Regions from separate parts of the Homo sapiens genome. Here region 2 is linked to region 1. A link is a loop called in an ENCODE intact Hi-C map of the cell type or tissue named here. Cell type or tissue: heart right ventricle. All regions are shown on one strand. Links, peaks and the distances in the headings refer to the core of each region. The heading gives the core; the rest is flanking DNA.

Region 1 (6,389 bases), core at 1,202-5,201:
TGGATTTCAAACTACATCACATCATAGCTGCCTCAACTTCCTGTACACTTATCATGTCCTGTATCTTGTCATGTGTTTCTTAATTCCTTAACTCAGTTGTAAGTTCCCCGAGGGCAGACAACTAGTCTTATATTTCTTTGTAACCCCCATTTCTGTTCCCCTAGAACTTAGCAGAGTCCTATGAGCACACAAGTCCTCAATAAACATCATATGTTAAATATCTGCTGGGTAGGAACAATAATGATTAAGTGGGATTTTTTTGATACTCTGAATATTAGGCTCTCTGTTGTATATAATTAAAACAAGAGTGAACAAGAAATATATAATTTCTCCTAGCTCTAGTGTAATCAGGCATTCATTATCATGTCTAATTCTGTGTTCAGTGAAAAGAACTGCTTAGTAAGCATTTTCTTTGATGAGGATAATCAAATACAGATATCAGAGAGATTTAAAAAAGACAAAATCATCAAACATATGGAGAGGCAATGATCTACAGGGTATAATATTCCATCTGAGACTAAAGAACTTTCAAGGCAAAAAGAACACTTGTTTACTTTTTGACAATTGGATATTCAAGGAACACTAAGAGAGGAAGTCACGGTGTAACTGGGATCTTGTACCATCACACATTATTCTTTATCAAGAAGATGGATGCACTGTGCTACTGTTCTGGGTGAGGAACAGAGAAGGAGTACATTTCAAGGGCTATTCTGAGAGAAGGGGTTTTCTCTGAGACCTTTTCAGCATGTCAGTCATTTAGGTACCACCTTCGCTGGCAGGCAAACTTAATGAATATACATGCAATGCGCAACTGATTACCCTGTCGGGTCTCTTGCTATTTCCCTCCCAGTATATCATCAGTTATAGTTTTGGAAATACAAAGAGCTCAAACAGACTCACTGAAATTAGAATTTTTGATGGTGGGGATTAGCTCACATACTTCTAAATTGACATTTGATAAACTAGGCTGACAATAGCAGTGCCTGTCAATCACATTTTCTTGCCAAACCCATATATTAATCTTAAGCTGCTGACAGGCAGAGCTTCTGATTTCCTTTATGTGGTAGATAAAGTGCTACATCCCCATGTGTTCAACCAACGTCAAGCAAGAAGAACAAATACCAGGTTTGTGGTACCTACATTTGAATCCTCATGGCTGTGGCCATTGGTCTCGACCAATTCCTTGGTACCTTTTAACTGCAAATTTTAAGGAAAAACAACACAAAACAAAAAAATGAATAAGCAAGCAAATCTCTTAAGTATATCATCTTGTTAACTGATTTATCTGAGGTTGCATTTTATAAAACTTCCAATGAGATAAAACAGATGGAGCACATATTTCTAATGAGCCTTATTGGAGCCAGTTTGAGACCAATATTTTATGAAGTTTGATGCCTGGCAAAAGAATAAATGGGTCTTGGTCATTATTTTTTAAATAATAAGATTAGAAAGCAGTTCCATAGGCATAAAATGTATAAAATTGGTTCTTAAGAATAATAAATGATTTCATTTCCTAGTTGGATTGCTATTAATTTAAACCCTGCAGTGTTTGCAAGTTGCCACCAGCAAAATGATGTTATATTAACGATTATTCGTGAATGATGCATTTTCAGCTGCTTTTAACATGCTACTGTGCTACCAGACAGGTCCTCCTTGAGAATATATTTGAATGACTGACATCTCTGGAGGACTAAAGACGGTTGCTTCTTTGGTAGAGAAAGAGTTTGGATGACATCTCCTTGGCCGCTGAGGCATTAGAAGAAATTATATTTCTCTAATGAGATTTTTAGCAGTGAACATTTGAAAACATTTCTCTTTCTCAGAGGCTTAGGAGTAATCAGTTATAAGGAGGTTTCAGGAAACCTTTAATTGTCATTTTATCCTATCCTGACGCAAAACAGACATTTAGAATCAGACGGCAAAGGAAGAGGGTGAGCTGGCTTGCAACTGTTTTGCCAGTATTTTTTCCTGACTTAGGAAAGCAGCATCTCCTCCATTATCTTTTTTATACCTAATACAAAGTATTCATGGTAGGAAAAAATACTTAAGATTTGAAAGAAAATCAATGCACATATACCACCAATGTGTTTGATTCATAACATTGGTTCCTTCTGGCTACTTGTGCATATTAAAATGAAAGCTTCTTTAGTTTTTTAAGGCCAGTCTTAAACTCCCAGCAAAAAAAAGCCCTACCCGCTCCATGCCAAAGAAGGGGTTTTGCCAAAGGAATGGTAACATGAAGAAATTGAGGATCAGGTAGTTGATTATGGACCAAAGGCTCTTTGGCTCATTTCCATATCACTCCCACTTAAGAAAAAAGTCTGCCCACTGTTCTCTAGGGCAACATCATTGATGGTTCTACACACAACAGACACAGGGGAGCATGGGCGATGTATGGCATATATGACAAGGCAGAGGTGTGCCACAATAATAGGAATACTGTCTATTATCACAGGACACAAAAGGACTTTTTAAAATCCCCTCACTCTTTTCCTAGCTGAGGGTTTCTTATTGTAGGTATCCCTCATCTTCATCAACCTCTCTGCTCATCCCACCTTAGGTCCTGTAGCTTGTGCTCCCATGAGTTCGAGTGGGGTTAGCTCAGAAGGTCTTGTTCTTTTTCAGCAGAAGTAGAGGACTATTTTGTGAATGTCTGTTCCACCTTTACGTGTTTACCAACATAAATGTGCCAGTTGCTCTCCTCTCTTTTAAATAAACTCCATTCTTCCCATTCCATGATGTCCTCTAACTCTGCTCTCGCTTTTTCTGCTCCTGTTTATTCTCCCCTCACTCCCTGTCTCCTGGCATTGTTCACTCCGCTGTGCTCCATTGCCAGAACCGTGGAGGAAACCCCTCCCCGCTGCAGCCCACCCCTCTCCTTCCTCGAGCTGCAGCTCCAGGACAGCTGCTGCTTTGTTCTTCTCTCTGCTCCCTGTTCTTCTCTCCTTTAGCTGCTACTCTCCCCCAGGTAGGGCTGAACATCCTGTCTGATGAAACTGAGGTTTGTGAACAAGCTCCAGAGGTAGGAAGCTATCCTCATTGTAAATGAGATGAAAGGCAGGAGTCAGTGGGGCCTGGAGGGACCTAGAAAAGCTGCATCTTCGCAAATGGGAAGACTGAGAGCTTAGGGGTTAGCGTGGCCTTCCCTGGAGGGGCTGGGGCCTGAGGGTGGGAAAGGTCTGCCCTCAGGACCTATCCTTTCTTGTCAGGATTCCCAGCACGGGGCAATCCTGTGAATAGCAACATTCCAAATCTGCAGAGCAGGGTGTATCTTTCCCTGCATGTGTCCATTTGTTTAGGCCACATCTATGTGGGCACTGAAACTGTTTACGCATAGAGTTACTCTACACAAATCCAAAGAAAGCCTCAAAGGCAGTGGTCAGTGGAGGTGAGAGGTGTCATCAGTGCACATCTGTGTGTGGGTACAGGGACATGGAAAGAAACCTGTACCCTGCATGGCCCCTTTTGCAAGAACCACCAAGGGGTAGCAGGTGAGGGGCTCTTGGACAAACAGCTTGGTAATGGCACCAGCACCCAAAAACATTTGGTGTCAGGCTTAAAGATTCTTGGTATCTGTGCTTGTAAAGAGCTATCCCATTGAAATTAATATTGCAGATTTAAAATTCTTCCTTCTCAATTGTATTTTCTAGGTCTTTAATGATTTTAGCTGTTTCGAATCTTCTTCACGTTCTCTTTTTTTTAAAATAATGGAGAGTGAAGTGTGATGTTTCACCCATAATTGTGTGTGCTCTGCTCTTTAAAAATGCATGCCACAACAAGATATATCAATACTTTCAGCAAAACTCAGAATCTATTTTTATGACTAGGGTTTGGACTTCAAAATAAAGGATTTGAGTCATTTAGAGAAAAGAGAAATTCACCCCTCCCCACTCTAGTCAAAGCTATCTAAAAGAAAAAAAATCGGGGTGAGAGAGCAGAAAACAACAAAAGCTCAGAGCTATATCTGGTTGATTTGGAGCAAATTTGGACCAACTCAGTTCCACTTTGCTGGGAGTCTTTTCATAATATAACAGTGGAAAGCACAGTGATTTCAGGTCTCCTCAACTGCAGGTCATTGTGAATTCAGTCAACTAGATTTTTCATTTCAATCTACTATATCTGAAATCATACAGAGTCAGCCTCAGTACAAGTTACTGAATCTATATTCATCATATAAAGATAATTATTAGTTTTATAAAGCATTTTCTTCCAAAGCTATAAAGGTTTATAAACTAATATCTGTACTTTTCTCTCACAAATCACTCATACCTTTGGGAGAAAATAACTAAAAAGATATTTTCTGGACCCCAAACCATTAAAAAAAAATCACTCATAAAGTGACACAGAGCTGACTTTATATTTTCTCAAATGTCACCTTTGAAGTTATGTATACAGTGTAAGGTTATTTATACAATATAAAACGATTATGTGTATGAAAAATTTAAAACAATCTGCATTTGATTACTCACAGAGGGTTGGGGTAACTGTATGCAACTTTTTCCTTCAAATTACCATTCATACATTGTTGGCAGCAAGTGAAGGCCAGAAATAGGAAGGCATTTCAAGAGCTCTCCTGGCTCCTCTCATGTAGATAGTGGGCTTAGATTTCACTCTGCTGCCTGCCGAGTGTTCCATCTTACCCTGCTGTAAGACAATACTTTCCAATCCACTTATCAATGTCAGGCCACACTTTTGTATCAAAGAAAGCCAGAATGAAATGATCAGGTTTACAAACTTCATATAAAAGGTCTGTTGCTCACCATGGTTAGATAAGTACCCTGATGCACAGGGAAGATACTTTTTAAATGTTGCTATGAATCAGTCCTTGTTCATGTGTCTGCAGGAGTCTCATGGGTTATGCTGAACTCATTTTCCTCACTGTTAGACTTAAGAGGAAACCAGCTGCTTACTTTGAAACATACCTCATTGCCAGTATTTTGAAACTTTATCGAAATTTGATTGTCTTCTGGAAGAAACTTTCACACAACACTGGCAGGCTTGGGCAATCTAAACAAGTACAGGAGTGAGGATAGCGATGCTGGGAATGAGGTTATAAATTCCGCATAGCAAAGCTGCTAGGAAGTTTGACAGGGTTCAGACTAATTGTACTGCAGATTACTTTCAGTAAATGTTTGCACGGGTGACGCACAAGGGAGGTATGCAATGGGGTGTTTGGACTGATTCATAAATCAGAGCTGTTTCATTCACTTACTTGTTCCTGCAGGACTTTTAGTAACGCTTGTGTATGGGACTGCTCTTCCTTTGCTTGTTCCAATTCTGACTTTTTGTTGTTTAACTCCTCCTGGATGGTTAGCAATTGCTGTGAAATTAAAGGATATTTAGCATAAGTAGGATTGAAGGTCAGGTGATTTAAAAATATCCACAATACCCATTCAAAATTATGAGTAGAAGATGTTTACAAGTCTTGAAGCTTAATTCAGACCTCAGTTGACCTTGTGTGTTTTCCGCACTAAGTATCAAGGGCATTGCAGTTTTGACACACTTTAGGTTGTTTGTGATACTGATGCACAAAACTTGTTTTCATATTTGTGAAGGCATCATTATATTCCTTTGAGCAAATGCCTATTTGTAAAACTATATAGGATAGTGCTAATACATTACATTCATAGATGAAAAAATTATAATATAGTCAACTTGTCCAACGTTGCTTCATTTCACATATTACAGTAAAGCTAGCTTTACAGTAACTCTATAAAGCTACTTTGCCAAGTGGCTGGGACCACAAAAGATCCTTTTACTTTCTCTGTTATGATGGTGATGTTTTATTAGATCAGTAGGACTGAAGTCCAAACTGCAATCAATATATCAGCTGAGAAAACTGCTGATATAAACTGTCAAAACATCAAGCTATGGCCTACACTGCTATTTTTAAGCAGGGCCACTGTATGGATTTTTGTAAGCCCTGAGCTTCCCTTGCCCTATCAACTGTAACTCATGTGAAGGCTTTCCTTGTCTGCCAAAAGCACAGCGCTGCGCAGTGCGAATTCTTTGGGACATGGTGATATGTTAATATATACATAGGCTGGAGAATACATTCAAGAGCTGCAAAAAGGCCCTGGAAACAGCTCTGACTATTCAGAGCTTCTTGACAACAAAGGACTGGTTCGAAAAGACAGAGTGCATTTCTTCTGCTACTGTACATAACAATTGCTGTACTAATGATCTGGAAATGTTAGTGGATTCCTGCTATGAAGAGACCTGTCTCCAATAGCCAGGCTACTTCTTCAGGGCCTTGACAAGCTGGCTGCAGAGCTGCCTGGCCAGTTCCTAACCATCAAAGCCTGGAGAAACACTGGCACTGGATTTCTCAGGCTTAAACCTACCAACTGGAAGGATTAAATTAAATCTCCAAATCTACTGGTTTGGGG
Region 2 (5,186 bases), core at 1,187-5,186, 65 kb before region 1:
AGCAGCAAAAGGTGTTGGCAGTCGAGGACAAGTAGAAAAGAGAAAAGAACTGCTGTTAAATGATGAGGGTTTTTAGTGTGAACAGCTGTTGAGATGTCTCAGTTGGACACAAGGGCGGGGGCTTGGAGGGAAGCTTGGCACCCCACGGTCATTACCTGGTGGTGGTGGTGGGGGGATCAATTTTTACCAAAAATAAAAATATATATTTTTAAAATTTTTTTTCTTTTCTCGTACTCTGGAGCAGCTGTTCTTAGCCAGTGGAGATTTTGCCCCCCAGGGGACTTTTGGAAATGTCTGGAGTCTTTGATTGTCATGAAGGGGACCAGGGTTGCTGTAGTCATCTAGTGGGCATCTAGAGCTGCTAAACATCCCACAATGCACAGAGCAGCCCCACGAGAAAATACTCGGCTCAAAATGTTAGTAGTGCCGAGGTTGAGAAATCCTGCTGTGGCGGCCCTCCGTGCCTTAAATGAAGAGTAAGCAGCCCCGGTACGGACTGTTACACTGGTGGCAATAACAGCGTAGGAGTCGCATGGCTTCTCGCAGGAGAGCAGGAGGCTCAAATGTATTTTGGATGTTTCCTCTAAGACGATGAATTGGCTTGAATGTCTTGTGTGGTGCTGTCTCACCCAAACCAGGTGTATTTCAGAATTGATTTGAAAATGACTTGGAGACCAGTTCACCTATTGCCTCAGCATGATGGTAACATATAGCCAGGACAGAGTCCATGACAGTAAAATGGCTTTGATGAAGTGACTTTGTTCCTGCTCTTCAGCTGGGGCTTTTGGCTCCTCATTTGATCTCCCCAGTTAGAGTGCAGACTCAGAGTGGCCAAGGGCTGCAGATCCTCCCTTTCCTGGGCCTCCCTCCATTCCTCACAAAGGGCAGGACCTCAAGAAAGAAATGTTTCATAGAGGAAAGTCACCCCCTACTTTAATATACTTCAACAGGCTGACAACCTGAAAAAAAAATTAGGACAGGAAGGAGAAAACCATCTCAGTGATGAATGTTCTAAAATTAGAGTCTACAATGCAGGTATTGTATTTCTTCAGAATATTAATATACCCTCACTGGAATATATCATTGAGATTTCACTGGAAAATTAGAAAGGGCAAGGGAAGAGTTTCAGCCTGAAGGCTATTTTGAATATCTTAAGTGATTGAAATAAACAAATTAAAAAATGAATTTGTTATGTTCGGTACTAGATTTATGACAGGGCAGTACGTTTGAGGTCATTTTTACTGTGGCACATGAGGAAGCCTCAGAAGATTTCTATGTCCCAAAGACTGTTCACAAAAATCTTTTCCAGATTCTTCTAGCTGTATGGGAGCATAGAGAATGGTGTTTCCTATCGAAAGTGTTTAAGAGGCTGTCACTTGCTCAAGATCATTTAGTCAGTGGCTAAGCCAGAACTAAAGCCAGCTTCCTGGCTGTGAGACCATCACCCTGTGCTGCTCTGCATGCCATTTGTCATGGTGTCTGACATTCCACCCTTGACAGGTAGGGAGATAAAGAGATGATAGGTATTTGGAATCAGGCAGATGTGAGGATACAGCACAGTTTTGCTCCTCCTTTTCTGTGGGGCTTACTTAACTTTTCTGATTCTTGGTTTTCTCATATGAAAGTAGAGAAAATAATTATTATTAGTGGTTTACTTAGCTGTGTCATGAAAACGTCTAGGCCTCGAAAAGCTCCTTACTATAATGCAATTATTACAGTGACTTTTTATAACATAGACGGGTGTTACTCAGATTGTGATTCACGAAACAGTTCTCAAGATGTGTTTAAGATTTTCAATAATTAATGTGTTTCATGGCTAAATAATTGTAGGAGACACCAGTTAGGTCAAGGTAAACAGAATAGGAATTCTTAGAGCCTTCAATAGGCTAATGGGTATGACTTAATAAGAGAATGTAATAAGAAGCATTTCACAAATATGTATGACCATAGAACTTTTTTTAAGTGGAACATCTGATAATATCTTGTGGGATGCTAGTTTCCATGGGACACAGTTTGGGAATTATGGTAGGTTGATTATATTGATGTGTCCACTCCTTTTTTCTGGGCTCAGATACGTGACTTATTTTGGCTGATCAGCAGTTAACTGGCATGATGCAAGCAGAGACTGAGAAAGTCCTTGTGCATTGAGGCTTGCTGTCTTGCTGCTCTTTATAACTACAAATCTTAATCTTCCCTGGCTCCTTCATCATAACTGTTGTATCGAACCCCTGTAGACTCCACTGGGGATGGTACCAGGTTCAAGAGGCTGAAGAAGAGACCCAGAGCCAGGGAATGAGACATGAGATTTTGCTGGGGGCTTACATACGGGGGAGAGAGTCCAGTGTTGACGGGCTGGACAGAATTATTGCATGGCCTAGTGGTGGTGGGCTGGGCAGGAGAATCACAACTGCTTGCAAAAAAACGTGTGGCTTTTATAGCATTTTCACTTAACACCCTTTACCTGACAGCCTCCACTTGGCAACTTTCATGCAACCCCAATCTCCATGTTTCACTGGACAGATAGGGAGCTCAGATGTTCCTCATAGACAAGGAATGAATCTCCAGATTGGCCACTCCCAAATCCCCTAGCTCAGAACACACATTCAGGTGCACCTGCCATATAGGGTCATTCTCAGGGTGTGCTTAAGTTAATGCTGTCGGTTGGCATTTACCATGTGCTAACCATGAGTATATGCTAGGGTTAGCCTCCTGGAAGAATGAGAAAGATGTGGGGGGAGAGTGGGATTGACAAAGCTGAGGTCATTTGACCTTATTGCCCCAAGATAACCACTAGCCAACCACCATCAGAAATGTGAGTCTCAGCTGAGAGCCAACTGACCTAGAAAACATATAAGTGAGCCCAACTAGGATCAGGAGAATTTTCCAACTTAAATTACAAACTTGTAGGCCTGTGAGCCAATCAATGATGGTTGTTTTAGGCCACTCATTTTTGTGTGGTCAGTTATGCAGCATTATGTGTAGCAATGTAAAGCTGATACAGGAATTAGAATGGAAACTGATAGGAAAGTGGAATGTTCACACTCTGGCCCCAACTCTTTCTTTTATTCCCATAGGTAAAATACACTCTCTCCCTCCTCCCAAGATCCTTAAAGGTCTCATCTAATCATTCCATCAGGCTCAAGGTCCAGGATCTCAAGGTGTTAAACAGGTCCTAATGCAGTTCCTTGGGTACAGTTGCTTTGAGTTGAAGATCTATGAGTGAAAAAGATAAGAAATCTGACCTTCAAACCTAATGCAATAGGGTAAGAAAGGACAGAATAAGTATAGTAGACAATCTTATTCAAAAAGGGAAAGAATGGAAAGCTAGTAAGAGGCACTGGCTCATAGCAATCCTGAATTCCATCCCTGAAAATGCTGCCAGGACCTTCTCTTCCAGAGGAGGGAATATTCTTGATTAGGCCTCGGTTCTGCCTCGTGGAAGTGACTTCCCAGTCCATTGTTTTCTAAGGCTGTGTTCTGTACCATCTGGGTTGTCTTTTCTACCCCCTTGGCTACTCCTGTGTGCTTTAAACAACTTTCTTAGCCTGTTTCCAGATTGTGGAAATTAGAGACCTAGAGGTTTTCTTACATTTTGAATAGTCTCAATATCTTTTAGTATAAACTGGTGATCCTTTTGTCAATATAGTACCATCAAAACTTTTGTGAGTTTCTTATAAATCTAATGGGCCAAAAGCAACACCTACAATAGTTTTAGAGCTAGATCTCTCTCTAGATTCAACCATGGTTATTTGGGCAAGTTAAGTACTGTGAGACAGTGCTCTTAAAACTCCTAGTAGCACATTTGTTGAGCTTAGAGGATCTGCTGTTTTCTGTCCTGTTTCTTTCCAGGGTCTTAATAGACGGTCTTAAAGCAAGTATTTGATTAGATCCTTGTCTCAGGCTATATTTTACTTTAAGACTCTTTTGCCAGCTGAAGAGACAGATGAAAAGCAATTTTCTTTTCCAACCAAGAAGTCCTAGTTCCCCTATGGTCTCTCTCAATTTGCTTAGGCACTGGACAGTTATTTTTCTAGCCCTTTCATTTCTTATAGAATCTTACCAGTATGCAGCAGACACTTTCAACATTATGCCTGGAAATGTTATTGCTCAAATCTCAAGTTTATTAGGCACATTTTCTACCATCTGAATTGACACATGTAGCAGTTTTCTCATTTTTTTGTTACTGCATAACCCATGCTGTCATCTTTCCATTCTCTTGTAGCAGTTTCCTCATAATTTTTCTAGCCTCTGCCCATTTTTTTTTTGTTATAGCAGCCCCCTAATTCTAGATAACAGTTTCAATGTTAGTTACTTGTTGCCACAAATAATGTTGCATGACAAGTCACCCCAAAATTCAGTGGCTTAAACAATCATTTATTTAGCTCACAAGTCTGCAGATCAACTATTGAGGCTGCATTGTTCTTGTCTCTGACATATTTTCTTGAGGAATCAACTGACCATCAGCAGATCCAGATGGCCTTGGCTGGGGCCACTTGGCTAAGCTGCACATATGTGTCATGGCTAGCCCAGTGAGCTAGCCCAATGCATTCTCATTAGCAGTGTCTGAGTACAAGAGTATGCAAACCTAACCATGCAAGAGGGCAAGCACAAATGCACAGAGGCTTCTCCAGCTTCTGCAGCCGTCTCATTGGCCAAAGCAGCATAAATGATCAAGTCCAGAGCTGGAACAGGACAAGATTACAGTGTTACAGAGCAAGAGGTATGGATATAGATAGACCATTAAATAGTGCCGTTAATAACCTCTGTATGCCATAGAAATTATTTCTGTGTAAATATAAGAATTTCTGCCAGGTGTGGCGGCTAACACCTGTAATCCCAGCACTTTGGGAGGCGGAGCAGGCAAATCACTTGAGTTCAGGAGTTAGAGACCAGCCTGCCCAACGTGGTGAAACCCCATCTCTACTAAAAATACAAAAATTAGCTGGGCGTGGTGGCAGGTACCTGTAATCCCAGCTACTGGGGAGGCTGAGGCAGGGGAATCTCTTGAACCTGAGAGGTGGAGGTTGCAGTGAACAGAGATTGCACCACTGCACTCCAGCCTGGGCAACAGAGTGAGACCCTGTCTCAAAAAAAAAAAAAAATTCCTGAGTTAGAACCTTGTGCCAGTGCCTCTCTGGAACAGAGTTCACTGATGTCCTTGTGGGTTAACGGTGTCAGTTTATTTT

The links. Hi-C counts contacts between places; a loop is a spot of excess contacts. Peaks named below come from ENCODE experiments on the same cell type or tissue, not always from the same donor. Only the 100,000 strongest peaks of a DNase experiment are listed, where the experiment ranks them.
Region 2: a loop joins it to region 1, with 3 times the contacts of the local background. A loop is called at or near these places in 1 of 110 quality-filtered maps.

What each region holds. Positions count from the first base shown.
Region 1 is chr13:43,264,258-43,270,646 of GRCh38, forward strand. It overlaps ENOX1 (ecto-NOX disulfide-thiol exchanger 1), which reads right to left. Exons shown (of 17, transcript NM_001347969.2): 13 at 5,213-5,320; 14 at 1,141-1,197. Among named protein-coding and RNA genes, the nearest start is that of LINC00400, 150 kb to the left of the region's middle. RefSeq lists an enhancer at 5,913-6,389. In heart right ventricle, for the core only: no CTCF peak of the experiment used is centred there; no DNase peak of the experiment used is centred there; H3K27ac peaks cover 2,120 bases.
Region 2 is chr13:43,199,494-43,204,679 of GRCh38, forward strand. No RefSeq gene overlaps it. Among named protein-coding and RNA genes, the nearest start is that of LINC00400, 89 kb to the left of the region's middle. In heart right ventricle, for the core only: no CTCF peak of the experiment used is centred there; no DNase peak of the experiment used is centred there.